2 separate regions of the Mus musculus genome follow, and region 1 is linked to region 2. The links are chromatin loops, found by intact Hi-C in ENCODE. Cell type or tissue: left cerebral cortex. All regions are shown on one strand. Links, peaks and the distances in the headings refer to the core of each region. The heading gives the core; the rest is flanking DNA.

Region 1 (11,131 bases), core at 2,761-7,760, 570 kb after region 2:
TCTGGAAAGCTGTCCTGTGCACAGCTAATCCCTTCCTTCTTGTAGGTCTGCTTACGGAGGTGACACCTGCTGACCGTGCGCGTTTGAGAGCCTCCCATCTTGAGGGCTATAGTGTTCTGCTCACCACCTACAATTACCACGACTAAAAATACTTCGGAGTAAGGAGAGTCTTCAAGGGGACTTGGCGCCTGGACTACACTGTTCCTATTTCGGTGCTGTGTCTCAAGGCCACAGCCTTGCTATTGCTGAGCTGCGCATCGCCAGTAAGACATTGCACTTCAGAATTCATGGAAGCTTTGTGGTTATGTCTCTTTCCCCCCAAATGGTACCCACTAGAGATCTTCCAGATAATTCCATCCCGACTTAGCCACCATGTGCAGAAACAGCAACTTCATAGACATCAGGCAAGCATGCGTCTTCCCCATGGTAATGTAGCCACAGCTAATGGGATCATTCCACCTTCGCTGGTGTGTTTAAGGAGCTACCGAACAAACCCCAGGTCATCGTGTGAGGAGAAATAAACTAGAAGAGGTAGGGCAACAGTTTTCACAGGTTTCACGCCTGTGTGGAATCTATTCATAGGGCCTACAAGAAGCTGAAAGTATTGTTGGGCAATGGTGGCAAACACCCTTAATCCCAGCACTAGGGAGGCAGAGGCAGATGGATCTATGTGAGTTCGAAACCAGCCTGCTCTACAAAGCTGTTTCTAAACAGTGCAATTAGTAGCGCTTGCCTGTCCTGGACGCCTTGGCTCTCTGGTCTGGATAGGCATTCCAGCTCATGATGGCCTCTAGGAGTATTCAGACAGGGCACTGACTGTCAGCTGCCAGATTCCCTTGTCAGGAATCTGTTGCTAGGCCATCGAGTGACTTCTTGAATACAATCCTGTGCTCCTAAACTCTCATTTTAACAATCATTTCCCTTCGGGTTTCTTTGTTTCTTTCCTTTTTTTTTTTTTTTTTTTTTTTTTCCTTCACGCTTGTCCTGGTAGGGCCAGCTAGATCAAGCCTGAGGCTCACAGTGTGATTCCGCCATGAATTTCCTCTGTGTCTCTCTCTTTCTTCTAGGGTGATCAAACAGGCCAAGAAGACACCATGCCCTCTTCTTCTCCCGCTGTCTTGAGCACCTTGTGTCTATTCACTCAGCACGATTCCATCTTAGCAATAAATCCCCCACAAGGATGTTGTGATCTCTCCGATTTAATCGGCATTAAATCCTTTGAGTCCTCATATCCTTCCTCTCCCATTTCTTAAAATAGTCGGCAGCACTTAAGTCCAGCATCCTATCGACTTCTAACATTGCATAATCCCGCAAGACCCCTCTCCCCTATTCTCCTTAAGGAGCCCACATAATCAGAAAGTTCTCCCATGAGAACCTGAAGGTAGGGTGGTTCAGGCAGCCCTGGGGTTAGTGGGGCACATTGCTGCCAGGATCGCCTGAGGGCTTGCTAGGTTGGAGGGATACTTACTATCCCTTCACTGTTTGACTGGATCAGAAAGTACGTCTCTGCTTTAATTATCTCTTAGGGTGGGCTGAGGACAGAAGAGTTGGATTGTGGGCATCGGTTCTTGTCACAGTTCTTACAGGAAGCTTTGAGGTTTGAGTCCGCTTGGCAGGGAGGAGGCGTCACTCAGGGAGCATGGACTGTGTTCTGGGGATTTGAGATTGGGGGACTGTTCTCAAGAGAGACCTGGGGTTGTGCTCAGCCTTGCCCAATGCTTGGGTCACTCTAGTCTGGAATGGTCACAGAAGTGCAGTCTCTGTCGGAGAAACCAAACCCTTTGTAGGACCTGTCTTGAACTAAGGAAAGAATGGTAGGTGGAACAGAGCTCAACGGACACCGAGAGCATCTCCCAAGCGACAAGACCCCCCCCCCCGGCCCCCGTTAGTGAGCGTGAGATGTTCGTGGGCAAAGACACGGGAATGGGTTCTCAAGCAGAGGGGATGCACTTTATGATCCATCTGCCATGTTTGCAGGTGAGTGAGTGAGGAGAAAAGAACGGTTACGTGGAAGACCCGTTACGGACATGAAAGCCAACCCCACCTTGAAGATGTCACCGCGGTCCCAAGTTGTAGGTGGACGCCAGAAGAGTATTTAGACTCAGACCCGGGCAAACTAGCGGATGTGCTACTCCAGGCTTAAGAAAACCCAGGTGGTTAAAACCAAGGCAGCATCCCTAATCTGTGCTTGGTCCAACAACATGGCCATTTATTTGTGGCTCACCGCTGCCCTCTGGTGGCACTCTCCAAAAATGCAACTTGGTTTTAAAGGTTGGGGATGGCGAGACTGACTTAACCAGTTTGTTTGTTTGTTTGTTTGAGTACATACCCTCAGTATTTGAGTCTCAGGATCATTTTGATTCACCTGCATGAATCAAGTCACGTGATTAGAGTAAAAGGAGCAGAATTCAGCGTATCTCATGCCTTTGTCTGGCCCTGCCATTGTCAGACAATTCAGCTAGCTCTTGGGAACTGCTGTTTCTATCAGACACTATTGTGTGGGGCCTTTTATCTGAGCTGTAGCATTGATCCTCTAGGGTGGGTGCAATAATTATTCATGTTACAGATGAAGAAATAGAGGCGCACAGATGTCTCACTCTTAACATATGAATATGGTATTGAGTCCCCAGTGACACCAACCTGTTAAGATGTCACTCAGTACCCACCCAGTCCCGCCCTGAGCAGAATGAATGGACGGGGAAATATAATTTTAAAGTACTGTTTAAATAAACACATATTTTCTGTATGTTTTTTAAGTTTGAGACTAAATTCTAGATGTGCTCTTAGCCTGGCATGCAGAGAAGGAGACTCTGGGATGGAGGGGGCGGGACACAGACATGGAAACTCTCTCGCTTTGAAAAGACATAGTTTCTCGGGATGATGCGGCTGTCTGATGGGCATTGGGGAGCGGAAAGGCAGATTCTGGAGTTTCAGAGCTTCTGAGTCACCTACCCTCTCTTCCTGCAGCTGAAAACAGTACCCACTTTGGCCTGTAGGTGGCAGCTTAGGCTCAACAGAACCCAAGTCTGTTTTTTGATACCCTAGTTCCCACCAGCTGGGAATCATTTTCAGATGGAGGTTTGGGGGTGTTATAAACTCCTGATGTATGGAGACTGTGCCTCACATACTCTGGTTTCGATGATCTTGTGGGTGACCTGGGCAATTCGGTGGTGGTGGTGGTGGTGGTGGTATTTTGCTTGCTTGCTTGCTTGCTTGCTTGCTTGCTTGCTTGCTTGCTTGCTGAGACAGGTATTTGCTATGTTGCCTCTGCTGGGGTCTGAATCCTGGGATCAAGTAATCCTCTTACCTCAGCAGCCCAGGTAGCTGGACATAAGAATCTATTTATTCCACAGGGCCCGACCATAAACATCCATGTTTTACAAAGCTCCCCAACTGACTCTCCCCACCCAAGCTAGAAGTGGCAGTTAGCACACGGAGCCCCTTAGTCCCTGTGAGTTTGCTGAGCAGCTTATTTGACATCCTTTCTTCGTTCCACCTCTGCAGTGTAGCCTGGATCCACAGAAAGAAGGGAAGAGCAGAGAAGGGGCATCGTAGGAGGGATGGAGAATGCAGTTCAGACAGAAGAGAAAATGAAAAAGGGTCTTCTCAGACCAAGAGAGGAAGGAGTCTAAAGGAGTGATTAAAACACGTTTCATACCTTACAGAAAAGAAATAGGCCATGTGAAGGACAAAGGATTGTTCCAGAAAGCAAGAAAACTTGCCCCTTCTACTAACTAGAGCTTTAACAGGAATCCTGGTGAGGGCACTGTGGGTATCGGGGTTTTGGGGGGAACCTGGCCAGGCAGGGAAGTGGCAAGGGGTTTCAGGGGGTGTGGACAGCAGAAGGGGCTTCACAGGGAAAGTGGAGTCTTCCCATGTGGACATATATCCTGAGAGACATTAGCGGCTACCAATGGTTCTCTCTTCTCAACAGCTTCATGCCCAGTGTCTTAGTCAGGGTGTCTATTCCTGCACAAACATCATGACCAAGAAGCAAGTTGGGGCGGAAAGGGTTTAATCAGCTAACACTTTCCACATTGCTGTTCATCACCAAAGGAAGTCAAGACAGGAACTCAAGTAAGTCAGGAAGCAGGAGCTGATGCAGAGGCCATGCAGGAATGTTTCTTACTGGCTTGCTTCCTCTGACTTGATCAGCTTGCTTTCTTATAGAATCCAGGACTACCAGACCAGGGATGGCACCACCCACAATGGGCCCTTGATCACTAAGTGAGAAAATGCCTTACAGCTGGATTCTCATAGAGACATTTCCTCAAGGGAGACTCCTTTCTCTGTGATAACTCCAGCTTGTGTCAAGTTGACACACAAAACCAGCCAGGACACCCAGGAATGGTGGCTGGCCAGAAATCCTCCCTAGCCCAGTGCCCTCACAAAGAGAAAGGGCCATGTACAACAGCAAGAGCATCTGTTGCCATAGCAACTCATTAGGCACAGCCCCAATGTCATGGCCCATGCTCATCTTCGGGCATAGCCTCCATCTTTGAGCACACACACACACCAAATAAAAGATTCATACTTAACACTCAAAACTCCATGAACAAAATTTTAAATTGTGACAGGCTTCCTCTTGAGCTTTTACCTCAACTTGAATATCCGACAGCATTGCTGTGGCATTTTCTAATGAATGCAGGCTGAGGTAGTGGGGAGTCCTTCTCTGTCCAGTCACATCTTGCAGGAGCTACCTTCAGCCCTTGGCACCTGAGGAATATTATCACAGATCTGTGGGAACTGTGCTTCTGGCAGAGCGGTGGTGCCACCTAGTGGGAGAATCTGGTACCAAGCTCTCAAAGATGACTCCAAGCACAGCATGTCTTCCTGGAGCCTCTGGCTTCCTAGCAGTTCTCCATATGGGAGGCAATGCTTAGGACCTTGCACTGTGGTAGTTGAGATGGAGCAGATGGGAGACTGTGTGGACAGATGGGTCAGGAGGTAAGGGGAGAGATAGGTGGGGCGTTCCCAAGTGTAGCACTGTCATATACACAGATAGGGAGATCCGGAGGCAGATTCTTGCCCCCTACTTTCCCATCAGAGAAGTGAGAGAGAAGGTGGAGACTGTGTCTCTAACCTCCACAATCCTCACTTCACCTACTTGAGACAAATATGAGAAAATCAATTCCTAAGAGCCTTTGAAAACACAGGGTATCTGGGCAGGCACTGGAAATACAAAGATGCATAGCTGGAAAGTTCGGCACTACTGAAGGTGACCTGGGTACCGACGTGGCTGAGGAAGGGGGAGCAGGGAAAAGTCTAGACTTGGTAAGCTACAGAGTGAGTTCAAAGCCAGCCTGAGCAACTCACAAAATAAAAAGTGAAGTACAGCCTGGGGGTGTAGCTTAGTGGTAACGTATCTGTGTAGCTTGTGTGAGGTCCCAGATTTGACCTTCGTGATAGAAGGCAGGGGCTGCTTCCAGAAACATGTCAGAGCGTGCACTGGTGGCTGAGCTGGTGTGAAAGACAACCCAGCAAGGCTAGAATTTCAGCAAATGCAACATGACCATGTTTGTGGGGAATCAAGCGAGGGCCCTTTCTTCTGCCACAGGTGGGACCCAGCGAGTGTCATTCTGAGACAAGGGTGCTTGACCAACTGTAACAGAGGCCAGGAGTGTTTGGAAAGAACTGTGGCAAGTTACACAGATTCCACGCAGGCCTCTAAGGAGACCTCTGTTGCTCTGCAGAGACTCGGCTGTGACATGATTACCCTGGACACTGAACATAGTTCCCACTTTTCTGTGGCTCAGTTTATTCCAGTGGGAAAAGAAGATGCATTCCGCACCTGGACTTGGAGATTTTGATCCTTTCCTGGGTTGGCAACATGACCTTGGATGCCTTTCCATAGGGGGTGGCAGCAGCAAGCTGTTCTTAGTAAGCCCCAGGACCATGAAGGAAGTGACTGGCCCTACTGTGTCCCAGACAAGCAAGCCAAGATGTTTGCCAGATTGAGTAGCTAGATAGGTAGGTAGGTAGGTAGATAGATAGATAGATAGATAGATAGATAGATAGATAGATAGTATATACACAATTGATTGAGTATATAAATATAGATATAGTATACACTCAATTGATTGAATATATATATATATATATCAGCTTGACAGTGCATCCAATCCACAGAACAACAGTAATGGATTTCTCCCCCAACAACAGTAGTGGATTTCTCCCCCTCCCCACCCCCCAGGCCCTAGAACCTCCTAAGCTATGGGCTTTTGGCCCAGTTTACAATGCCAGACCTCAAATCCCCTCAGAAAAGGGTTGGTTAGCCTTGTAACCTTTATGCCACTTACGCCCACGGGCACACACCTTTGCCCATCAGATAAGTATTGCAGCAGTCAGGGTTCACATCTGGGCAATACCACTTAATGGCTTCTCTCCTACAGCTGTCATCTATGGGACCTCCAGAACTATGGACGCTATCTATCAGGGAGGAAGTCTTCAGGTCGGGTCCAGCCTGAGTTCTCGAAACCAGAGTGTATTGTGCCTTCAGCAATCGGATCTTACCATAGTTATGGTGGAAACCAAGAGCTTGTGTTATTTGGGGGAGGGGTCTCTGCAGCCTCCTTGACCAGTTACTCCTAAAGAAGTATCCCGAAGCCTGGCATATTTTAATTTAATAACCCATACCTTCTTGGAGAAGCACTGTTCGCCCATGAAGAGTACTTGTGTTCAAATGCCTTTAAATTTTTTGTTTTTGCAATTCAGCTGCAAAGTGGTGGATTTCCATATGGGTTTTATATACATACACCCTTAGTTTCTGATTAACCCACACCTACCCCTCCTTTTTCTTCCCCCTCACTTGAACCTTTAATTCCTGGGTATTTCTCTCTCCTGTTTTCATATTACAAGAGATCATGGGTTCCTCTTCTTATCGGCCTTTAAAACCCAAAGGGGGAGTTCAATGAAGTCATGAAACACACTAAGGAAAACCGATATGAAAATCGCTCTTTCCGTGTAATGATTAATATTCAAGCTGTCTTTTTAATCTCTGGAGCTAGCTCAGGATGGCTTACGCCACAGAACCACTGTTAATATTTTCCTACAAAGATGTCAAGAGCCACCAAAAAAAAAGCCTGTGTGCATCTCTTATCTATGCTTCAGACAATGGGGCTAAATCGATAGATTACTACAGTATTATGAGACAAGACAGAACCTGAAGAGAAGAAACAAGGTCATTAACGCTGTGCTCAGCACCTAGCATTCAAGCCCTGGGTCAGGGGTTGGAATCTCAGCTTAGGGAACAATTCTGATGACAGGCTAGAAGACGCCTACCAAAGTCAGGGACTCTTGCGGCAGGTGCCCATTCCAGTGTCCAAGTAGCCGTGCTGGCAGTGCCGTGTGATCCCTCGCTAAGAGTAAAGGATGTAGGTAACTGGAAAGCATCCTAGCAAAAGCTGCCCCTGATCATAAGGATGAAGTCACAGTCAAAGAGCTGATTTTCCCCTGGAAGATTAGTCTTTATTCTGCAACGGTTTGGAAACAAAGGGCTGTACGCTTTTGCTCCTACTGACCAATGGTAATGTCAAATCTTATCAGTGGGAACTTATGGACCACATAGCCCATGGAAGGTCCTGTTAGTGTAGGGATGCTAAGGCTGGGGCTGGACGACAAATCGGGTAAATTAATCTCTGCTCCCTACCTATGCCCTTACTTGACTCCCTTCCGTGGGCTCCTGGGCATGTACTGTGATTGACACGTACTTCACTCATTAGCTCAGGAAAGGGAGCGTGCGTAGGTGCGAGCATGCGTGCTTATGTGTGTATGTGCGCTCATGCGTGTGTGAGTATAAAGCAAGAGAGCGAGCGAGCGAGACCCAGAAACCACGAGTCGCCACCCGTGTGCTGAGGCCTAGATCCCCAAGGCTGGCTCAGAAAACAGAAAAGGAAGACTCCATGTTTCTAGCTTAAAATGAGTCGTTAAAAAAGGGTGACTTGTGCCCTGGGAATGTACCAGGAAATCTTAGGTCTTCCCACCTGTTGCCCGGGGACGGAGACCTCAGGCCCAAAATAGGTGCAGCTGCTGTAAGTCACCCAGGGCAGAGGCTGAACCGCATTTGAAAATGTCTGTCTCTCTTCCCACTCTCCTGCCCTCCCCACTCTGAGGACTTAAGACAAGGATTCCTCCTCTCCCTCCTTTTCTATCTCACTTTCCAAGAGATTTCTGCTCCTATTTCCCAGTTCTGGGCAGTAGTAGGCACTTCGTAAATGACGGCTGTGTGAAAACACAGACCGGAAGCGCCTACTAGATAACCAAGGTGTAGGATGGAGGCTCTGGCTGGGTCTTGGCTTCTCACAGGTAGCACCTCAGTCCCCAAGTGTCCTCTCTCACACTTGAGCCTGGCTTTCAGGGGCCTGCTGCTTGAGAAGACAACAAAATGGAGCTCATGACTGTCTGAAAATGTGTAAGGAAGCATTTCTGAAGTGTATTGTCTCTTCCTTACTGATCAGGAGTCGGGATAACAAGGCAGGAAGTGGGAGTAGAGAGAACTGGTTTTTCTTGAGGGCAACATAGTCTCCCCGTTTTTTTTTTCCTTTGACCTTTTCTACGAAGAACTGGATTCGGCAGGGGCATGACACCCCTGCTCCGCACAAAACACTTTGCTCGTGGCTAACGCCTTCCTTTTGATCTTTGTAAAACTGCCTCCTTCCTCAATTCTCCACTGCACTAAGAGTTTTCTGTTTTGTTTTTGTTCTCCGTTTCTTCTTATCTTTACTCGGGTGCTTATTTTCCATCTACTGTCCTTGGAATTCAAGGCTCTGTCTTACTTGTCTTTGTTCCGTGAGTTATACACCATATAGTTGCTGGGAAGCCTGAAGAGATGGCCGTTCTCCGTGTTCTTCATTCAAGAGGAACCTTTTCTTAGCATTGTCCAGGTCTTCTGTGAAGAGAGCCAGCCCTACGGGGGTCCATTCTCCCTTGCTCACTTAATCCTAATCCTCCCAAAAGCTTCCCCGAAAGGGGACCGTGTTTCAGTTGTTAGAACATGCCCTTAAGAAGGGGCTTCTTGCTTCTATGTGCCATAGATAGCATGGCCATCTTGAATAAAAATATTCTGTACCATCTTGGGCTTCTGGCTCCTAGTGGCCTGCAGCCGAGGACACAAGAGCCTCTGGAATGTCTCAGCATAGCTCGGGGTAACTGGATCACTGCTCAGATCCAACCAGCACTCTGAGGGCCTCTCAGCCTCAGCTGTTTTTAGCAGTGAGATTAGTGGGAGGGGTGCAAATGGGCCTTGGTGTTCTAGGAGGCCTGCTCCCCCCCCCCATAGTCTGAGGCACATTTGCTTTATTAAAACTCAGCTGTTGAAGTGACCCAGGCGTGAAGAAATGAAAAGCTACCCTCACCAGCTGCCAGTGGCTGCAAGCTGCCCCAACTCCCCACATAAGGGCATGTTACTCCTATTAGAAACCAGTCCCTTGATTCCTTCAGATGGGGGCCATCTGCCAATCATAAATCAACCCCGTGGCCCCTCCAAATAAAGAACTCTACCATTCCGGCTGACAGTCTCTTTGTACTTGACGGCCCTTTTAAGAATCCTATTCTTGAACATATATTTCTTTTATAATTAAAAAAAATACAAAAGGTAATAAAAATAGAAGAACTCTACAGCTCTGAGATTTGCCACCCAATAAAGAACTCAGCAAGTCAGAAGATTCTGGATCATATAAGGATTACAGGGAGAAAAATAAATCAATTCCTTACCCAGACAGCAGAAAAAATAGTAATGAAAGAGAGAATTGGGGTTTTTCGAGAACTGGAAAGAAAAGATTGCAAAGAAGACACTGTCAGCCTCTTCCTCACCCTGACCTAGGGTTCACGCGCAGAAGCATTAGTGGATATCATAGATGGGATAAAGATCACCTTGTGCCAATGACTGATCCAGGGTCTGTGTGAGAGTCCCAAGGATGCACTGCTGCATGCAGGGGACAAGAGAAATCTTAGGGTGCAGTGCCTGAAGGAGGGACAGAAACAGTAATCAAAAGGGGGGGAAGCACAATTCTGGTTCCGTCAACCCCTCCTCCCTGGGGAGATTCCCCTGAGGATCTGGCTGCTGCTCCTGTAGACAGACTTTGCAGGGTAAATGTAGTCTTCGAACCTCAAAACTACCCCAGCTCTGCCACCTTGACCTTGGGCAAGTTACCATGTGTCTTTTTCTGTAGTGAGCAAGTATAAAGAGACCCGTCTCATCACCATCGAGTCTTTATGCAACGATGTGAGAAAGTGCCTGCGGTGTACACTGTAAGAGTTCAATAATAGCACTGAGGTCATCCTGCTCGCCCTTGCCGGAGCGGGCTGCCCTTCTGAGGCTCGTGTGGCATGCCTGAGCCTCCCTCGGAAGGAGATTCCTCTTCTCATTTTTCTCTGTTCACTAACAGGGCTGATGGCCTCTATCACGGAGGGTCTCTTTTGCTTTATGGAGTAAGCAAACTCATTTTAAAAAAAAAAAAAAGTCATGATATTCCTAACTCTTGGAAAGTGATTTTTTTTTCTACCTATATCCTTCACAAAATTGCTGCCTAGCACCAGGGTAGCTTCCAGAACTGAACTGTGCTCTTGTGTGCAATGCCATGTTTCACTGGTGAGAGGACAAGGCAGAGCCCACAGCCTCGGGGACTTTCAGGAGGGTGTGTTGTGTGTGCATGTGTGAGTTTGTGTGTATGTGTGTGTGTGTGTGAGTATGTGTATGTGTGTATGTGTGTGTGGAAGAGAGTATGTGTGTGTGTATTGTGTGAGTGTGTGTGTGCATGAGTGTGTGTGTAGTGCATATGTGTGTATGTTTGTGTGAATGTGTGTGTGTGTGTGTGTGTGTGTGTGTGTCCATTCTGCATTTAGGCACATCAAGAGCTTCTTTGGTGAATTGTTAAGTTCTGTCAGCACACTGACTTCAAACAACACTTGTTCCATTTCCCTTCCTTTCTCATCTATAAATGCAGCCTAGACTTGTAAAATATAAGAACTGGTTCCAAAAAAGAATCACAGAGTCAGAGTCTTCCCTAAGGATGAAAGGGAATAGTTACTATTCAATGCTGTGTCCCATATTTTAACAAACTGTCATATAAATCCAGTCCTAACAACTCCTTGGATCAGTCAGATGGCTCAATGGGTGAAGGCGCTTGCTACC
Region 2 (11,131 bases), core at 2,063-7,062:
GAGCCTGAGGCATCAGGACTGTAAGTTCAAGGCCAGCCTGGGTAACTTAGGGATGTAGCTAAGTGGTAAGAATGCCTGCCTTGTATATGCAAGACCCAGGTAGACTACCCACCGTGTACACACACACACACACACACACACACACACACACACACACGTACCCCAGTGATAGGGATAGAAATGGGAGAGCATTCTGAATTCCAACCCAACAGCCTGGTGGTCACGGCTCATTCACTGTGCAGTACACTGGTAGAAATCCAAGCACTAGAGCAGGGGCAGACAAGTGGGAGCCTGGGGAAACTGAGTCAGGCTGAAACAGAGGGAAGTGTTCACGCAGCATTCTGTTTACAGCATCAGTCTGAACACCCGACCGACCACCACGGCTCCATGGCTAATGGTACTACTTTCTGCAATGACATGTGTATCTCAAACATTTTTGAAATTAGAACAAAAACAAACTATGGGATGACTATAAGATATTATTAGTAAGGATTCTGGCACCAAGAGCCTTGCCACATAAAACACAGTTGGCACATTGATGGCATCAAGTGACCCTAGGAATTGGTGGCAACTGCAGGACTTGAGGATGTGCCCCGGACCTGCTGAACCAGACAACAACTGTTCCCAGACCTGTGGTGAGGAATGTGTGAGAGGTGCTGACATCCAACCATGCTGCCCTGTGTAGGTGTGGCCCTGGAGAGAGTGGGGCCTCATGGTTTCTGCTCATGTTGGGAGAAGCCTGTGCACCAACCCACAGAGTCAAGTGACTCAGTCTAATCCATCTACAGGATATTCTAGGAATTCTCAGAATTGAATTTAGTCATTTAAATAGATTCAGAGTCACTCCTTTGACATAAGTCTTACTCATGCACCTTATGGTGGCAAATTGGGGGAAAACGGGGAGACTTGTCTATGTGACTCCAGACCACCTCAGAATTCCCATTCCCTGCCCTCACAGCCATACCATAACCCCTGCACCTTGGGGGACAGATGTGCTGCGTGTTTTCTTCATTTCATCCCTGCCTAAGGTCAACAACTACTCCTTTGGTTGTAGCAGTATTAGCCAGAGGGAAGAGCACAGATGTGTCTCTATCCCCGTATCGCCACCGCCACCTCACCTGCTCCAGGATGAAGCCAGCATGCTGCCCTGTGAACATACACTGTGAGGCCCCTGGTACCCTATATGTCCATCCTATATTTGAGAACATGTTTCAGGAATGTCTGCTGCACCTGAAAGTGGTGTGGGGGAAGGGTGTTTCTTTTTCCAGGACAGCCTGAGAAGCAGAGACGGGATCCTTTCACAAAGTGCCTGTTGAGAGGGTGGATTCAGGAGCTAGAATGCCAGGGATGCCAGCCTAGATCCACCCTATAGGCTGCAATGACTTTGGGCATGGCAACTAATCTGTCCTTCTTCTGACAGGTATGACAGTTGTAGCTTTAAAGAGTCATCGTGAAGTCACGTGTGCAAAGTGCTTGGAACAGAGGCAGAGACTAGACAGACAGCAAGACATTCCTCACGGTGGGGATGGTGACTTGAAGTCAGAGCCCTGGAGGATCCAGACATCCTTCCTCCCAGTGGCATCGTGAGAGGTGAGGGAGGAGTAGAAAAGGAACAGGAGGAAGGGATGTCAGCACTGCCTTCCAGATGGAGGCCTCTCCAAGTACGTCCTCCCCAAACCCTGACACCACAGAGAGAACAAGGCCACTGTAGAGAGAACCCTCAGCAGAAACCAGGTAAATTACACACACACACACACACACACACACACACTCTCACACACATACACACATACACAGATACACACATATACACACACATACATACACACATACACACACAGACACACACACATACATACAGACACACACTCTCTCTCTCTCACACACACTCTCACACAGACACACACACACAGTCTCTCTCTCTTATACACACACACACTCTCACACATACACACACACACACATACACAGAGACACAGACACACTCTCATACATACACATACAGATACATACACATACACACACAGACACACACACATACACACACATACACAGATACACACATATACACGCACATACATACACACAGACACACATAGACACACACATACATACAGACACACACACTCTCTCTCACACACACTCTCTCTCACACACACACACACACAGTCTCTCTGTCTTATACACACACACACACTCTCTCACACATACACACACACACACACATACACAGAGACACAGACACACTCTCATACATACACATACAGCTACATACACATACACACACAGACACACAGACATACACACACATACACAGATACACACATATACACACACATACATACACACATACACACACAGACACACACACATACATACACACATACACACACAGACACACACACATACATACAGACACACACACTCTCTCTCACACACACACTCTCACACAGACACACAGTCTCTCTCTCTCTTATACACACACACACACACTCACACACACACACACACATACACAGACACACAAACACACTCTCATACATACACATACAGATACATACACATACACACACAGACACACACACATACACAGATACACACATATACACACACATACATACACACATACACACACAGACACACACACATACATACAGACACACACTCTCTCTCTCTCTCACACACACTCTCACACAGACACACACACACACAGTCTCTCTCTCTTATACACACACACACACACTCTCACACATACACACATACACACACACATACACAGACACACAGACACACTCTCATACATACACATACAGATACACACACACACTCTCACACACATACACACATACACACACATACATAGATACACACATATACACACACATACATACACACACAGACACACACACATACATACAGACAGACACACACACTCTCTCTCTCACACACACTCTCACACAGACACACACACACACACAGTCTCTCTCTCTTATACACACACACACACACACACACACTCTCACACATACACACACACACATACACAGAGACACAGACACACTCTCATACGTACACATACAGCTACATACACATACACACACAAACACACACAAACACACACAAATACACACACATACACAGATACACACATATACACACACATACATACACACATACACACACAGACACACACACATACATACAGACACACATTCTCTCTCTCACACACACTCTCACACAGACACACACAGTCTCTCTCTTTTATACACACACACACACACACACACACACACACACACACACACCTCTTTTTCTCTTCCTTCTTCAGAGAACAAAAATATAAAAGACAAATGGTAACCATAGGAAAACACTTGCAATTCAGATGACCAGCGGTGAATCTCCCTAACGCTTACCCAAGCTGTGAATCAATCACTAAGAATGAGACACCAAGAAAATCAGGAAGAATTGGAATTCCTCAGCCGGTGGGGGAGAGGAGGCAGAAAAGAAAAGTCATGAGTGTGTTTTCAGAATGCTCAACCCTCTTACAGAGAAGTACAAGGTAATAGCAAAACCTATTATTATTTTTTTTTTACCAGTGCACCAGTGATTTCAAGTTTGATAACAGGTAGTGCTGATAGGCATTCAAGGAAGAGGTATTCACAGGTGTGGGCTGTGGAGCCCTCTCTGGAAAGCAATTTGGAAGTATCTGACGAAATGAATCAAATCTTCTGACCCAGCATCTTCCTTCTCTCCATATGAGCATCTGGCCTTACATATGCAGAGAGTTACAGTTCTAATAACAAACTCAGTATCTCTGGTCCCAGGCAAACAGTCTGAAACCATCACAAGGTTCCAAAATCTACCCAAGGAATGATGAAAGAAGTCTCGTAGGTGTAAGGTCCTGCGTTCCTTCCAATCCACATGAATGGATATATAAAGCGGTTTAAGAGGGAATGAGATGGGGGGGGGTGGCGTTTCTAAGACTTATGAATAGAAAAAGAAGCTTGAAGATAGAATATCATATGTTCTTGTTTATGTGAATTCAGAAAATTGCTCGGGGGGGGTATTTCTAGTGAATAGCACTGCACACTTTTGGGCACGGATGAAACCAGTGGCCATAGACTACTGTTGCTGTATAGCTCTGTTTTGTACTTTAATGAACTAATTTGAATACATGTCTTCCCTATTAGAGTCCCCTTCCGATTTACAATAAACATGTGAGGCATTTATGAAAATGTGTCTGGACCCAGGATGTATTACTATGTAGCTAATGTTTGTCAACTTATTTCTACCCCAGTTCACATGCTCTAAGGGGGTGGACTCGGTTCTAGGATGACACAGACTGCAGCGGGCTTATCAGAAATTAAAAGGAAGGAAGGATATCTAAAGATCTCCCAGCCCTCACTGCACAAGTCTTAAATCCAGAGGCTGATGTGCTGCCCTTGTGTGGTGGAGACTTCGCATCTTTGAGAAACTTGTTCTATCTCTTGTATCTAAGGGCCCCTCTTTCCGCCTTGTGTATCAGCTGATTGTTACCACTAGGTGGCAGCAGAAATCTGCTCATGGGAGCAATGTGGGGAAATTCTGGCATCAATAGGAGGGAGGGGAGGCCCTTCATCCTGTAAAGGCTCTATGCCCCAGCATAGGGGAATGCTAAGGCAGTGAGGCAGGAATGGGTGGGTGGGGGGTGGAGGAGCACCCTCATAGAAGCGGGGAAGAGAGAGGATGGGATGGGGGTTTGCAGAGGTTAAATTGGGAAGGGGGATAACATTTGAAATGTAAATAAATAAAATAATCAATAAAAAATAAGTAAATAAGTAAAACCAATGTTGGCCTCTGTACTACCCACAGGAGCTCACTTCCACAGTGTCACTAACTCCCTGGGGAGGTGGAGCAAGTTGGATGGGTGGGCTTGGGGTTACACTCTTCAAACAGGGATAGGGTCCTAAGCTCTTGGTGCCTGGAGCAATCAATCTGTCAATCTCTGGACCCAGAGAGAGGGCTTGGGAAAACCCAAAGGCCATAGCAGGAAGCCCTCAGTGTGATCTCGAAGTAGCTTGCCTGCTTCCTGTCTCTTCCCTTGAGGTCCCTGGACATGGTACAGGGAGGAGACACAGGGGAAGTTGGGAAAGACCATGCCACCGGAAAGCTACCCCTCCCCCAGCGCTGGTGTAGTCAGGACAATGGGCTCACCGGCCTGAGTGGACTTCCTCCGTGCCTTCTTGATGTCCTCCTCGGTCTTGTTGCTCAACTTGATCTCCAGCTGCTGGGTCTTCATCTCCAGGTCTTTCTGCCGCTCTGTGAGGGCTTTGCGGGCCTGGAGCGGGGAACAGCCCATCCCAGAGAAGCTGTTCATAAAGCTACAGCCGGGTTTCAGGGTCCAGCCACCCACCTACCTGATCTCATCTCCCCTGCTTGTGTGGGTGATGATGGCACCCTGGGGTGGAGGAGCTAGAGGGCTGGCACCTAGCTAGATTTTCCTTGTCTGCCCACTTCTAGCCACATCTGTGTGCAACCTGTCAGTCCCTGAGGCCATGTTGCCTCTGGAGCATATGCCTATCCTATGACCCTAAAACCACTGTCTCTGAGGTGGAGAGATGGCTCAGCTGGTTAAGGACACACTGGTTCTTGGGGCTGACACAGAGCTTGAGTCCCAGCACCAACGTGGTGGCCCCGAATCATCCGTAACTCCAGTTCCAGAGGAGTGGGTGACCTTCTTCTAATCTCAAAGAGCACCAGGCAAGCAGATGGTGCAGACATAGATTTGAGCAAAAACATGTATACAGATAAAATAAATATAATAAATAAATCTAAAAAACCAAAACAAAAAACAACAACAAAAACCCACTGTCTTTCAGGGTTGGGAGGGACCATAAGGTCAACTGAGTTTCCTACTGGCAGGGCTCAACAGGCTGTGACTACCAACTCCCTTATCTTGTAGCCTGAGTCCTTCCAGTGCCTGCACCGCCTCCTCCTCCTCCACCACCACCACCACCACCACCACCACCACCACCACCACCACCACCACCATTCTCCACTCAGCCTTTGTTGGAGATGTAGCAATGTTTTGGGTACCTGTTTGGTTTGCCCCTCCTGTTCTATAGAGCACTAAATCAGGCCACCCTGTCCCTCCAAGTCTGACTATCTGCATCCCTGCCTCCCATGGTTTGGGCACCCACAAGAAGGTAATTCTTTGGGCATCTGGGAGGGGAGATTAGTACAGGGAAGACCTGAGAGTGAGGCCCAGACACAGTAGCCATGTGAGTGGCTGTGGCACATCTGACTTGGTGTCCACATAAAGAGGGGATGCCTTGACCTGTGTGCCCATTACAGCTCCCACTTCACCTGCAGCATCTCCTTGCTCCCACTTGCCCTTGGGAGAGTCATCCAAGTGTCCTGGAGTAGCGACTACTGCCTGCCACATGGATGGATGCGAGTTCCTTGGACTACCCTCCCCCCCACCCCACTCCAGTGTACAGAGGCAAAGTGATACCTATCCTGTCCTGGAAGTCCCATGCTGTCCCCCGGCTGGGCACCCTGGCCTCTCACCTTCTCCACTGAGGCATAGCGGCTTGCCAGCTGCTTACGGAGGTCAGCGATGTGGTGGTCGCACTTTTTCATGTCTTTCTTGAAGTTCTCTCTGAAGTTCATCAGGGGTTTCTCCACCTCGCTGTGGAGCTGTGAAGGAGGGCAGAGAGAGGATAGTCAGTGTCAAGACATGAGCTGTGCTAACACAGGGGCGAGAGCCCCCGGCTTCTGGTGAGCCAGACACCCAGTGCTTTAGCACTGACCTACTTCTCCAGCCCATATATCAAGGACTTCTTAAAACCAACATTTTTTCTTTAAAAACATTGGCTTGGTAGTTTCTCTTTCCTTTTCCTTTTCCTTTCCTTTCCTTTCCTTTCCTTTCCTTTCCTTTCCTTTCCTTTTCCCTTTCCCTTTCCCTTTCCCTTTCCCTTTTTCCCTTTTTCCCTTTTCCCCTTTTTCCCTTTTCCCCTTTTTCCCTTTCCCTCCCTTCTCTTTTCTTTTCTTTCTTCTTTCTTTCTTTCTCTTTCTTTCTTTCTTTCTTTCTTTCTTTCTTTCTTTCTTTCTTTCTTTCTTTCTTTCTTTCTTCCTTCCTTCCTTCCTTCCTTCCTTCCTTCCTTTCCTTTTTTAAGATTCACTCTTAGCTCTGAAACCTTGGCTCCATGCATGGTATCAGTGATCTTTCCTGAAAGTGTTTCTGGAGATGTATGGTTGGTCTGGCCCATACCAGAGGGTCTGGCCTACTGGAGCTTCTCTTCTGAAGAGAAAAAGAAAATTTCCAGATTGGAAGTGATTCCCATGACTGTCTGGTCCGGGTGTTTCCAAGAAGTGAATGACTGCAGTTGTGAAATCAGCTTAGTGGGTCAGGTCGAGGCTTTTTGAGATAATAGACCCACCTTAAGAAGAACAAACTATTAGGGTACATTTTAGGCAGAGTAAAAGTAGTGTGTCACGAAGCATCTGTTTTGGTTACATATATGTGTATCCCTGAGTGGGTACGTGGGCAGGTATGTGCACGTGCTTGGTGACCGCGTACAAACGCCTCTTACAGTCACAGTTGGGCAAGATTAAAGCCTGGTTGGAACGCTTCATTTCACACATGAAGAAGTGGAACTGTGGGGATGCCATGTAACCCACCCTTGATCACAAAGCCTGTTAGTGACAGCACGGGGCGCACACACATCCTCTCGCCCACACATCTGCCCATGCACACACGCCCCTACTGCGTGCTTCAGGTTTCCGTTTATCAGCAGGGCTGTGTCTACGCTCCCCTCTTTCACCTGGGGCCGGCTCTAACTGCCTTCCAAAAGATGGAGCGCCTTTCTTGTGATTGCTGTTGCTATTAGCACCGGCTTGAGCTGAGAGACTGGGGACGCTGGAGAGTCTACCGTACAATCCTGTTTCTTAAAAGGCTTTTACCCCCCGACACTGAACATTCAGATGGAGAAGAATTTCAATAAACCCTTTTGGAGCTGACATAAAATGGGTTTTGTGCCTCGGGAATCATATTCTTCAAGGCTGACGAATCAATCCTCAGGGTCCCCTTCCTCTTAAGAAATCAGCGTGCCACCATTAGGAGGCTACTGGGGTAGTTTGCAGTCACCAACACTCCCAGGCCAGAGCTGTAGAGTGCTGATGGTGTAAAGTCTGCCGTATTTGCTTGCCCCTTCTCCAAGTGCTGATGGTGTAAAGTGTGCCCCTTCTCCATGAGCTGTCCTTAGCGCTGGGGTCTGTGAGCCTGTGAGCCTTGCATAAAATGGTCCTAGAGTTTGGTTAATCAGCCTGCATCCACCATTGGTATTTGCTGCGAGGACGGAAGCTTCCTTGGCTAGGTAGGGTCTTTCCCTAGTGCTGGAGCCTCTTGCTTCTAGTTGGCGGCCTCTGCCTCCACCTCAGGCAGGAAAAACATCTCTGCTGAGAGCTGGGACAGGAGGAGGGAGGCCCTGGAGGGAAGCTACTCATGAACTTAAAAATAACCCGCTGCTTCATCTGCAGCAGCAGAGTGGCTGTTCAGGGAGCTCTCTCCTCACAGGGGCTCCTGTGCCAATGTGCCAGGGATGGGCTTGACTGTATGAGGGTGAGCATGCTCTTGTGGGCTGGGAAATGTCACTCCCCACCCCCCGGGGGCGTGGGGGTGGGGCCATGCCAGCTCTGTCTCTGGCACTCACACCCTTCAGAAGCCAGGAGCAGCACAGTTCCCTGCAAAGCTACCCAGGGTCTCAGCCCTTGAGGCGGTCACTACACCATCACAGAGCGAGGGTTAGATAGCACTACATTTCTGTCCTTCAAGAGTGCGCGTGTGAGGGACCCCAATGCCCCAATTCAGTGGAATTGCAGTGACACATGGGAACAGCACCGCAAAGACAGGGCTAGCTATCGTGGAAGCTTCAGGAGGGAACAGTGCCTTGGTGAGATACTACTGTCAAATGATAAAGCTGATAATCGTAGGGGCCCAGGGTGTTCAGACACAAGACTATGTAGTACTCAGGGCTGCTGTGGTGGGATGGCCAGTGACAGGAGGTGAGAGGGAAGAGAGGGTCAGGTCAAGATGCTGGGAGGCACTCCCAAAGGCCTCTCTTCCTTTAAAAGGAGGGCACGTTGCTGGGCAAACCTATCAGTCACACACATTCAGTGCAAATTATTTCACTGAGACATTTAGTTTGGTTTTCACTTAGAGGGAAGTAAGAGTCTGAGAGGAAATATGGAGATATAAGCTAAGAGGAGAAAAGAGGTTCATTTGGAAATCCTGAGGCAAAGCAGAGCCGGAAGATTGGGGGCCAGGAGGAGATGGCCACAGGCTCTGTGTCAGGGATTCTCAGCCTTCCTAGTGCTGTGGTCCTGTAATCCAGTTCCTCATGTCCTGGTGACCCCCAACCATAACGTTATTTTCACTGCTATTTCATAACTGTAATTTGCTACCGTTATGAGTCGGGAGGTGAATGTCTGTGTCTTCTGATGGTCGTAGGCAACATTGTGAAAAGGTTGTTCTATCCCCCAAGGGGTTGGGACCCATGGGTTGAGAACTGCTGCTGAAATTTCTCGTTTCTTCTGAAGGCATCTATTACGTATCCTACAAGGTGTTCAGTGTCCACTGTCGTGAACAGGACAGAGTCAGGCCTGGACTCACAACAGTCTGGTCCTAGTGTCTTTGGAAGCAGATGAAAGGAGGGGGTGTTCAGAAAGTCTGCAGCAATGAACCAGTTTTAAAACATCCTCCCCGGGCCACAGCCCAGTGCTCCCAGACACAGAGCTGACTGCCGTGCCTATCCATGAAACTGACAGAGAAAGTCTGGGAATCACCTCAGTGGAGCAGGGGGTGTCTACACTTACCACACAGACCCCCAGGGCTGCCTCCCATGGCTCCTAGGAGCTCACTGTGAGCTGCTTGTTAAAACAGCCATGATTAAAAAGACATGAAATAAACTCACACCATATGAAGCATCAATTATCAGAAACCTAGACTAAAACTTAAAAAAGCAATCATTTCTCAACACCTACATTGTGTTTTTAATCTTTGCTTCTGGGTCAAATGTCTGGTCATTTTTGACACTGTCTGTTCAATAGAGACACTGTCTAATGTTGAGTGAGCTGTGGTCATCCCCTCTCAATGCTGCATTCAGGGGCTTGGTACCACGGAAAAGGGTGAGCAATATAAGCTAGAGAGAGCTGGTAACCAGTTATTGGCCCTGGTCTAACCCTGGAGGAGCAGGAGGGTTACCTTGGCAGAGAACTTGAGATGAACTTCAGCCTCATCTGCCAGGCTCTTCTTTACTTGGGCCCATGCCTCTCCCAAGGAGCTGCAACAGGAAGGAGTCGTTAGACTTGGGAGGGGGGAGGCGTGGAAGAGAGCTCTGCCCCAAAGCTACAGCCCTCCCTAAGATGGGATGGTGGTTCTCAGCTCCATGTCTTAGGGAGGCATAAAATACTGATGCCTGACCATCACTGTCTCCAGAACCCTTCCACAGCACACCCTGGTTTGCTGCTGAGGTGACAAACATATGCTAGTAACCGAAGAAAGAAAACTAGATTCTCAGGCCACTTGGCCTCCAGGACAGGCGCAGATGGTCCACTTGGGTCCAGGGACATCCCAGGTGCAGCCCCACACTGAGAAGGCTCCCTTAGCCAACTGCAGAGGCATGGCTTCTCTCTAGTAGATTCTGGATCATGTACCCCACTGTGGCTCGCCGCGTGAACTCTAAACCGTGCCATCTCTCTGCTCCAAAGAGATGCACCAAGCAGAAGGCATCTCCCCAAGTCCTGGAGACTTCCAAAGGCCCTGAGATACAGAATTCATTATCTGGACCCTTAAGCCCCATGACCATTCTAAACTAGACCCCTGACTCCTTCTCCAGACCTCTCACCCAGCCAGCTGACTTCATTTCATGGGAAAGCCGCTAGTCCCGGGGAATTTATTAAACTTCAGTGGCTAAGGCTGTTTAGAAGACAGCTCGCTGGGGCAGGGCACCTGAGTTGCTGCTTCCAGGTTCCAAGCCAGCAGTTAGCAGATTGGTCCTCATGATCTACTTCTCTATCTAGCTGGTGGCAGTGCTAGCCTGGTCTTGGTGGGTGTTCATGAGAAACTGTCAAGTGGCATTTATAGAGTCTG

The links. Peaks named below come from ENCODE experiments on the same cell type or tissue, not always from the same donor. Only the 100,000 strongest peaks of a DNase experiment are listed, where the experiment ranks them.
Region 1: it touches region 2 in a loop (5-fold over the local background); 17 of 42 quality-filtered maps call a loop at or near these places.

The regions. Positions count from the first base shown.
Region 1 is chr11:67,104,054-67,115,184 of GRCm38, reverse strand. 2310065F04Rik (RIKEN cDNA 2310065F04 gene) reads left to right here. Exons shown (of 5, transcript NR_038055.1): 4 at 46-531; 5 at 1,068-2,724. Among named protein-coding and RNA genes, the nearest start is that of Mir6923, 9.8 kb to the right of the region's middle. In left cerebral cortex, for the core only: CTCF peaks have their summits at 2,986 (motif pointing right) and 4,775 (motif pointing left); DNase peaks (open chromatin) are centred at 2,965 and 4,777.
Region 2 is chr11:67,669,785-67,680,915 of GRCm38, reverse strand. Gas7 (growth arrest specific 7) reads right to left here. Exons shown (of 14, transcript NM_001109657.3): 9 at 10,244-10,322; 10 at 6,550-6,678; 11 at 5,194-5,317. It also overlaps a transcript of Glp2r not described here. Among named protein-coding and RNA genes, the nearest start is that of Rcvrn, 20 kb to the left of the region's middle. In left cerebral cortex, for the core only: a CTCF peak has its summit at 4,527 (motif pointing right); a DNase peak (open chromatin) is centred at 4,542; H3K27ac peaks cover 1,395 bases.